3 separate regions of the Homo sapiens genome follow, and all the other regions are linked to region 3. Evidence: chromatin contacts called from ENCODE Hi-C or POLR2A ChIA-PET data. All regions are on one chromosome and are shown on one strand. Each heading gives the region's core, a stretch centred on a gene start or an enhancer-like site at or near the end of the contact. The rest is flanking DNA. Distances are from core to core; before and after follow the strand shown.

Evidence for each region. Hi-C counts contacts between places; a loop is a spot of excess contacts on that map. ChIA-PET counts read pairs that join two places held with the same protein, here RNA polymerase II (POLR2A). Pooled maps may share reads with other maps.
Region 1: a loop to region 3 is called in a map of naive thymus-derived CD4-positive, alpha-beta T cell, with 8 times the contacts of the local background. The contact joins the promoter of SLC9A7 here to the promoter of UBA1 in region 3. A Hi-C loop is called at or near these places in 1 of 168 maps with a recorded cell type or tissue (naive thymus-derived CD4-positive, alpha-beta T cell), 1 of 37 single-sample maps with no recorded cell type and 8 of 50 pooled maps.
Region 2: a pooled map shows a loop between it and region 3 (3-fold over the local background). The contact joins the enhancer-like site here to the promoter of UBA1 in region 3. A Hi-C loop is called at or near these places in 3 of 37 single-sample maps with no recorded cell type and 10 of 50 pooled maps. POLR2A ChIA-PET finds 5 or more read pairs at or near these places in 6 of 52 experiments (A549, CD4-positive, alpha-beta T cell, GM10248 and 3 more).

The regions. Positions count from the first base shown.
Region 1 is chrX:46,757,502-46,760,696 of GRCh38, forward strand. It overlaps SLC9A7 (solute carrier family 9 member A7), which reads right to left and starts at 1,617. Exons shown (of 17, transcript NM_001257291.2): 1 at 1,204-1,617. The coding sequence starts at 1,528. RefSeq lists silencers at 1,389-1,528, 1,549-1,898.
Region 2 is chrX:47,539,956-47,542,996 of GRCh38, forward strand. No RefSeq gene overlaps it. Among named protein-coding and RNA genes, the nearest start is that of ARAF, 20 kb to the right of the region's middle. RefSeq lists an enhancer at 1,235-1,529. Within about 2 kb of position 1,381, at least 18 of the 41 ENCODE cell types and tissues checked have a DNase peak (open chromatin) inside an H3K27ac peak, as active enhancers do.
Region 3 is chrX:47,192,484-47,195,353 of GRCh38, forward strand. UBA1 (ubiquitin like modifier activating enzyme 1) reads left to right here and starts at 1,346. Exons shown (of 26, transcript NM_003334.4): 1 at 1,346-1,541. RefSeq lists silencers at 1,186-1,374, 1,469-1,618 and an enhancer at 1,249-1,428.

The DNA.
Region 1 (3,195 bases), core at 367-2,866, 430 kb before region 3:
ACCAAGGGTAATTTTCACATTAAAGGTTAAGGTTTCTGCTTTCCATTCTCTATCAGGGCACCTGGATGGAAACTGAATAAAGAAATCCCTCAGTATATGTGATAAAATAAAATTTTCCCCGTTGGGAACAATCATGAAGTGGCTCGTCTATTTCGTGTGAGGATGCCAATTCAGGGGCTTTAACACCACTGAATTACATTCAAAAAGAGAATACCTGACTCCACTTTGGAGTCATGGGCAGGGCGAGGGGGGAGGCAGGGGGCACAGAAGAGGAAGAGGGATGACTCAGATTATGGCTGACATCCATGTAATAAAGGGAGATTTGTACTGACCACTGTGCATGTAACACACTGTGTACCATTAAATCTAGAAAAGGATGGTAGCATCAGCCCACCCCTAACAACAAAAGATGGCTGACTCCGGAATTAAAACCACGACTTTTCCCCTTCATACATTCGGAAATGTATCTCAAACTCACTCCCTGTTACCGTCTTAGGAATACAAAAGCTCCTCTTCGTTTGAGAAAGCAAGTAACTGGGTATAACTTTCCACTCGGGACATAAGAGCAGGAGGCGTGCCTGTCTCCTCGTCCAGGCCTGACATGGTGGTGCCACCCACTCTGGGTCCTGGACCACTGCTCACCTTTCACCACACTTCATGCTCTGACTTTATCATTAAGAGACCTGGGAATGTGGACCTCAGGAGTGGGTACCCACCCAGGCTGACCATGGATGTGGCGTCCAAGAGGCCCCACTAACCCATACCCAAGCAAAGACACTTTCAGACTTCGTCCCCACTCCCTACTGTGGCCTGTCCCCTGAGGTGATGCAGTCACCTGGGAAGCCACCCACCTCCAGCCACCACGCAGGCACACACACCCTATCGAGCTCAACTGGAGCGGGAGGTGGTGGGTAAGAGGTTTGCAACAGAGACCGAACGGGGCAGACGGAACCGGACCACCTCTGTCCCTTTCATTTTCCTGGGTTCCCAATGCAGAAACGTGGAATAGGGGTGGAATTGTTTTTAACGGTAGCAGAGAGCCAGAAAATGCAGACAGTTGACCTTGGGAACCAACACCGTCGCAGCGGGAAACGTAAAAGAAACGGAACACGTTGGCAAGTGAAGGGGGAGCACCGCGCGGCGCCAGGAGGAGCGCGGCGGCCGAGGGGTGTGGAGGGCGGGGGGTGTAACAGGGGTGCTCACCATAGATCATGGCCAGCCCGGTCTCGTGCAGAAAGCGCACCCGGCGGTGCTTGAAGAGCCAGATGGTGAGGATGGTGAGCGTGAGCAGCAGGATGAAGGTGAGCAGGCTCACGCTGTCTTGCCGGTGGCTCTCCTCCGCCTCCTTCTCAGTAGCGAGCTCCTCCATGGCGCTGCTGTCCTCCGCCGCCGCCCCAGAGGAGGAGGCCGAGGCCGCGGCCGCGACTCGCAGCCCCCAACCCAGCAGCAGCGGCAGCAGCAGCAGCCGCGGCGGCGGCGCCCCGGTAGCCCGACCCGAGCCAGGGCGCGCCGCGTCACCAGGCTCCATGGTCCCGGGGCCCCCCGCGCCTCCTCCGAGCGGGGACCAGCAGCCCGCGCCGTCGGCGGGTTCTGGCAGCACCGCGGACCTGCCGGAGTGGCCGTGGCCGCTGCAGCTCCTCCTCCTACTCGCGCCGGGCCGGGGCTGCGCCCGGGGCCGCGCGGGGGAGGGGCGCGCGCAGTGCGCAGGATCCCCAAGCACCGCCCCCCGCCCGCGCACCTGTTCGTCCCCCGGCCGCGCCACGCCGCACCGCCCCGCGGGCCAACCGAGCCACCCAGGCGGGGCCGGGTGTTGCCCTCGGGTCTGCGGGCCGGCCGCCGGCTGCTTGCCTCTCTGCGCTTCTCACCCCGTCCTGGCGCACCTGCCCAGGCAGTCTGGGGTCGTGGGGCCAGTTCATGGGCAGCCGCCGCCGCACTTCCGAAAGGGGACGCCAGAGGTCGCCGGCGCCTAGCGGGAGCATCGGCTTGGAGTGACTAGCCTTGCGGTCTCGAGTCCCGTCTCTGGCGCCACGGCGAAGTGTTTAATCTCAGGCCAGTGTGCAGCCGCCCTGGGCCCAGTAAAGTGGGGGCTGTCAGTGAACCGAGCAGCCCCGAAGCCACGTTAGCCCCTACACCTCTCTTTCCTCATCTCTCAGGTTGCCCTTCCAGCCCCAGAATCTGCTAGGTTTCATTCAAACCTCTGTTCTCATCAGACTCAAATGTGAGGACTGATAAGGAGTTGGAATCGGGGGAGGGCATTGAAGTATCTCCTTCCTCACTTGAGGGAATAGACTTCGTCTGCGCTGTGCTACTAATCCCCTTGGGGAATAGGGTTGAACCAGAAGGAACTGAACGCTTGCCATTCCTGGTAGATGAGCAGTAGCTGGTCCTAAGGTGGTGGTGGGGGGTGGGGGTTACCCTGATGACCCTTTCTTTTATGTTGCTCACCTGGTAGCTCAGAGAGTCTTTTAATGACTCTTAAGACCAAACCCAGCTCTGAACAAAATTATGGCGTGGACTCTGAAGGATGAAGCCTCTTGGAACAAATTCTCAGGAAAACTAGAATCTTCAATCCACCTTGCTCCTCTGGTCAAGGAAGAAACAAGATCAGATTAATCACTGAGTTCCCAGTGCTTAGCACTGTACTCATGTGTTTATTGAACCACTCTGAAATCTCTACCAAAACTGCCCATGTTTTCGCTCCCAGGGGAGTTTGCATTTTTAAGAGGATTCATTGAAGAAGGTGATGCTTAACCAAATGAAATAATAGGGTAGAGGTAGCATTAGGTAAGAAAACTCTTTGGAGTACTGCAGCCTTCCTGGTTCCCCTGTAGGTGAGCACTCTGCCAAAGCTGTTTAGTGGTTTCTTTAAAGCAGGGAAATCTCTTCATCTACATTTTAGCTAGCCCCTTTCCCAACTCCTCTAGGCAGTCACTCAGCCCCTGCAAACATCCGTATACCTTGAAGTTCCACACAGGTTTCCAATAAAATTGCAAATACTTAAAACCTGGATGGGCACTGTGTTGGTCATAATATTATGCCCCTTTGGGTGCCCAGTACTCAAGGACAGAATTTCTCTCTTTAGAAAAGGGCAACTCAGGAGCTACCTTAAAAGTACAGACTTCTTAGTATTTGTGGCGGATTGTATTTTTTAAAAAGATGGCCACAATCATATTTCCAATCCCAGAACCTTACCAT
Region 2 (3,041 bases), core at 131-2,630, 350 kb after region 3:
CAGTGAGTACTTACTGCTCTGCAAGCTATTTTTATTCACTTGGCAGTAAAATAATGGCATCTTTCCAAGTGAGTGCATTTGTTTTAATGGATGTATTAGTATCTCATTATATAAAAGTCTATATTTAGATATTACCCTCTTCTCTTTTGTTAATATCTTAACTAACTAGGTTATATGAGGAGCAAAGAATGAGCCTACACCCAGCACCTAAACCAATGGTTTCATGACATTCTCTGCTCCAACATGTGGCTAGAGACAAGTGATTCTGAGAAGAAAACTGCCAAATCACAGAACAAGTTTACACTACTCCAGGTGGATAGGAAGTTTAATATTTAAAAAAAAAAACAGGCTGGGTGCGGTGGCTCATGGGTGTATCCCAGCACTTTGGGAGACCAAGGACAGAAGATGACTTGAGCCCAGGAGTCTGGGACCAGCCTGGGCAACATAGGGAGATCCTCGTCTTTACAAAGATAATAAAAAATATTAGCCAGGCATGGTGGTGCACGCCTGTAGTCCCAGCTACTGGTGGGGGAGCTGAGGTGGTGGTGGGGCTGCAGTTGGTGGGGGGGATGATGAGGTGAGAGGATGGCTTGAGCCTGTGAGTTCAAGCCTGCAGTGAGCTATGATAGCGCCACTGCACTCCAGTCTAGGTGACAGAGCGAGATCTTGTCCCAAAATAATAATAATAATAATAATAAAAACAAATAAAAAACAAAAGTTCATTTAGATTTTGAAGATAATAAACGTATGAATATTTAAAATTACACAGTTTTGCTTTCCAGAGTGATGATAAAAGTGTACCATTTGAGTCACTAACTCTTTTTTTTCTTTTTAAGAGAGTCTCGCTCTGTCTAGCAGGATGCAGTGCAGTGGCACGATCTCAGCTCACTAAAACCTCCGCCTCCAGGGTTCAAGCAATTCTCTTACCTCTCAACCTCTCGAGTAGCTGGTATGACTGGTGTGCACCACCACCCACCTCAGCCTCACACAGTGCTGGGATTACAGGCGTGAGCCACTGTGCCCGGCCCATTTTAGTCATTAACTTTTAAAAATAAACTTCACACAGCAGTACATCTCAGATGTTTATAACAAAAAGGAGGGTGGATGTGTGTGTGGGGGGTGAGCTTTCTAATTTGACCACGTCAATATTGTATCTGCCAAGCAGTTTCCAACTTGTATCAAGTCAAATGAGTACTTAGTTGTTTTCTTTAGTTCTTAGAATATTTCCCCTACATTCTCCATGGCTCGGTTCTTTCCAGAAAATTCCCTGGATGGAATTTTCCACATAGCCCAGCAGAGGGCCCTGTATTCTGAGCCACAGTCAGGCATACACAGAAGACACTGCAGACACCAATCAGCAAATCAGGAACGAGAATTCCTCTCCTCCCACACTCCAGCCAAAGGGCTCTCAGGTTCCAGTTGCAGCCGGTCAGCTAACAACTGACGGTGTCTGCACTTCCTTTTAGTCTAGGCGGCGGTAGAAATGGTTTCTAAGAATACCCAGTGGCTCTGGAAAACATTTCCATCATGTGAATGAGCCTGCGCGTATTTTATATTACAGCTTTTATTCCCCTCAGATTCCTATTCTCATTTTAAAATGTATTTAAAAGATATAGAGACATATAAAGCCTTCAGAGGAAAATGCATTAAAAAGGAATATATCACAATGGTAAACCATGATTACTACTAAAGAGATTATGGCTTATTTCACTCCATTCTTTAATTTCCCAGATTTTACACCATTATCGTGTTTCTTTTATTTTGAATATTCTCTTTTCAGAAAGAGAAAATATAGTTTGAAAAAGCGGCTGGGTGTGGTGGCTCATGCCTTTAATCCCAGCACTTTGGGAGGCCAAGGTGGGTGGATTATTTGAGGTCAGGAGTTCGGGACCAGCCTGGCCAACATGGTGAAACCCTCTCTCTACAAAAATACGAAACTTAGCTGGGTGTGGTGTCGGGCGCCTGTAATCCCAGCTACTCGGGAGGCTGAGGAACGAAAATTGCTTGAACCCGGGAGGCGGTGGTTGCAGTGAGCCGAGATCGCGCCACTGCACTCCAGTCTGTCTCAAAACAAACAAACAAACAACAACAAAAAGGCAAGAGACAGGAAGTAAATATATGCCCATCAAAAAGATTAAAAACACTTGGAGCAATTTTTAAAAATCTGTATTAAAAGAATTTTTAGAACATAAGTGGGTGCTTATGTGTAAAATAATATACAAGAAAGTAATTTATTTAGCCTATATATATATAACTGATCATTTTAACCCTTGTAGCCAAAAAGTAGAAGCACCCACTTATGTGCAGAGGGTACAGATATCTTTTCCAGAAAGAAATGAAAAACACTGCACCATGAAGTGCCGTTATTTTTATCTTGATTTCAAGGAAGAGAAGACCCTGTCTGATGACTTTCTGTCATTAAAGTATATTTTGAATGAAAGGATCATTTACCCATTTATTCCACAAATATTTAGAGATTCAGATACTTTTCATACCATGAACTCCCCAACCCTCCGAAGAAAAAGGGACCTCATCTAGATCACAAGCCCCTCTTCTTAGGAAACTGGAACTGTTACTATCACTCCAACCCCAGCTGTCACTTGGCTAAGCCCCACTCATTCTTTAGTCCTCCAACTATTCTTCAGGGAGACCTCATCTCCTTGGACCTTAACTGGCCTCTGCCCTCTGGGCATTGCCTTCCTCAGTACCCGTGGATGGGCCCAGTCATCAAACCCATTGCAGACACGGAGGGCTTCTCTAAACTGTGAGTACAAGGAAGGGCCAGGAAACCCTTGAGCCAAACCTGCTGACATGGAAGTCCTATGTACATATATGTAGACATACAGAATAAGTATGTTTGTAGGCATTCTTTAGTTCCAAGATAGGGGATTTCTTCTCTTTTCCACCATATTTTGTTTTGCATTTTAAAATGCTTATTTTGTGCTGAGCGCGGTGGCTCACGCCTGTAATCCCAGCACTTTGGGAGGCTGAGGCGGGTGGATCACTTGAGGTCAGGAGTTTGAGACCAGCCTGGCCAACAT
Region 3 (2,870 bases), core at 96-2,595:
TTTACATATCTTAACATATTACTTTTATATTAATATATAATATTTTAAAAATTTAACAGTGCCTTGTGCCAGCAATGTTCTAAGGCTCATCCCATAATTTATATTCTCTGATTTTCTTTTGTTTGAGACGGAGTTTCTCTCTTGTCGCCCAAGCTGGAGTGCAATGGCGCGATCTCGGCTGACTGCAACCTCTGCTTCCCGAGTTCAAGCGATTCTCCTGCCTCAGCCTCCCCAGTAGCTGGGATTACAGGCGCCCGCCAACATGCCCAGCTAATTTTTGTATTTTTAGTAGAGACAGGGTTTCACCATCTTGGCCAGGCTGGTCTCCAATTCCTGACCTCAGGTGATCCACCCGCCTCGGCCTCCTAAAGTGCTGGGATTACAGGCGTCATCTGATTTTCATAATAACACATTACTATCCTCATTTTACAGTTGTGGAAACTGAGGCACCTGCCAAAGACATGTAGTGAGTTTGGGTTTGATTGGACCAAGGCAGCCCTTGTTCCTGAGGCGGGGAGAATGGAGGGAGGCGTGGAGAGGGGAGGTGGGGGCAGGGAGTACACGTCCCCTGGGTTTTCTGGTGGCACTGCAGTGACATCTTTCATTATTCATGAACAGGAAGGCGTGCTCACTTTGCCTTGGCTATAGCATCGTAATCCCTATTTGCTGGGCAGGGCAGTCTTGGGTGTTTCTTCGCCTTATGCATAATTCATAAATTGGGTGGAACCTTTCTTGACCTCTCTGAGTTTCCAGGTTGAGCTACTGCAGCAGCATAATTCATTATTCAGGACCTGGGAGAGTGTGTTTTCCCTGCAGCAGCCCCATTTCCCTGCTTACAGTGTATTAGATGCAGCAATAGGCGGGCGTGCCCCTTTTATTCCAACCCACTGGGCCTCATGCATTATTCATGAGTAAGTTGTGGCCTGGGTCTCCTTGGCTTCCGGGCCCCTGCAAGATCATCATTATTCATGAATGGGGGTGTGTGGCTTCCATGTTTTAACATCTGCTTTCTGGTTGCTGGTTGTTAGTCTACCAACCACTCAACTTCATGCATAACTTATAATCAGGAAGCATGGCCTTAACGGTTTTTCTTCGCTTCCTTGACAGCCTGGCTGCAACAATTCATTCATTAGTCGCATTCCATGAGGCGTGGCCTCTGTTTTACCTGTTTTCGTTGTTACTGCCACAATGTCCACCAGGTGGTGCTGTTCCACTTCTAACCGAATGAATCGCAACCGAGTAGGGAACTTTATGCATGATTCATAAGTAGGCGCGGCCCGCTTGCATCCGGGTTTCTGGGGGTGGGGCCCAAGGTTTTGTTCCGGCCCCAGGCTCAGCGTCCGCCATCTTGTGTCGGCGGCTCGGCTGTAAGGAGGTGGCAGGGACAACCACAACCACAACGGCCGGGGGAGGAGAAGGCGGCAGCGGCGATTCTAGGCGGCCCAGGCGGCGGGGAGGAGGAGAAGGAGGAGGGTGGCGGCCGGGCTTGGCTTCGGCTCCTTGAGGAGTTGGCGGCGGCGCGACCCGGGGAACCGGCATTGGTAAAAAAACGTCCTTTCACTGCGCCTCGCCCTGGGCAGGGGTTTCGGGGAGGCACTGGAGGGCCCTGAGCCACGCTGCTGTCGGGGCGGGCCGCGGTGACTCGGGAGCCAGGAATCAGCGGAGTAGGGAGGGGGAGCGGATCCTGGGGCGGGGCCGACTTTCCCCGGCCAGGACCACTCCGGCTCCCTCTGGTTGCAAAATCTGACCTTGGAGTCGGACCCCCAGGATGTGCTTTTAGAGACTCACGCCCAACATCTCTAGTCTGGGACCTGACTCCGTCCCGAACCTTGTATCTCAGATCAGAACTCTTCCCCAGTCTCCAATAGAGATTTACGTGGATCAGCATTGCTGATCAGAGCTCCTCACCATTGAATGCCGTTAAAGACCTGCCCCAGAATCTCCTTTGAGACACTTCCTAGCTTCTCAGTATTTGTCCTCAAGGCTTCCAGGACGGGCTAGATCTCGAAGGGGTCCATAGGCCCTTTATCTCTGTAAGAGAGTCCTCTTTAGCATTTTCCTTCAGACCCCCATCCCACACACATGCTAGCCGCGCTCAGAGCTTCCAGGGGTACTAGACCCTGTGAAAGGCCATTTGGGCCTGGCCTTTGTGTCGGGGGCCCCTCTTCGCCACACGTCAGGTCTCCTAACCCCACCCTGGCCCTAGCATCTTCCATCAGAGACTCTGCCCAGTATTTCTACTCAGAGACCCCTCTTACCATCTGCCTTGAGAGACTCTTCAATTCCTAGACTCTGTCCTTTGACACTTTCTCTACTTTTATGGAATTTCTCGCTTTTTATACTTCCAGTATTCAGAGACTACTGAGAGGCCTCAGCATCTTCCCCATCAGGCACCTTGAACCCCCAGAGCCTTCCAGTGCACCAGATACCAGGGAGGAACTGTTTGGATACATAATCCTCCATCAAAGAGCCCCTGCGAGCATCTGCTCTTGCAGATCCCGTTGGCTTCTAGCCCCTTCCATCAGAGACTCGCCTCCCCAACCCCACCCTAGACCCAGCCTCTGCCTTCAAAAACCAACCTGGGTTCTAGCTGCTTTTTTCACAGATCCCTTATCCTCACATCAGGCCTCAGAATCTGCCCTCAGATCGTTTCAAGGTCCCTAACGTCTGCAGTCAGGGGTTTTCAGCTTCTGCTTTCAGCCTCCTTGGACCCCAGGATCATTGTCAGATGTCCCTTCCCCCCACAGGCCTTCTTGTTTTCTTTTTCTTTTTCTTTTTTCCGAGACAGAATTGTTTCACTATGTCGTCCAGGCTGGAGTGCAGTGGCGCCATCTCAGCTCACTGCAACCTCCACCTCCTGGGTTCAAGCG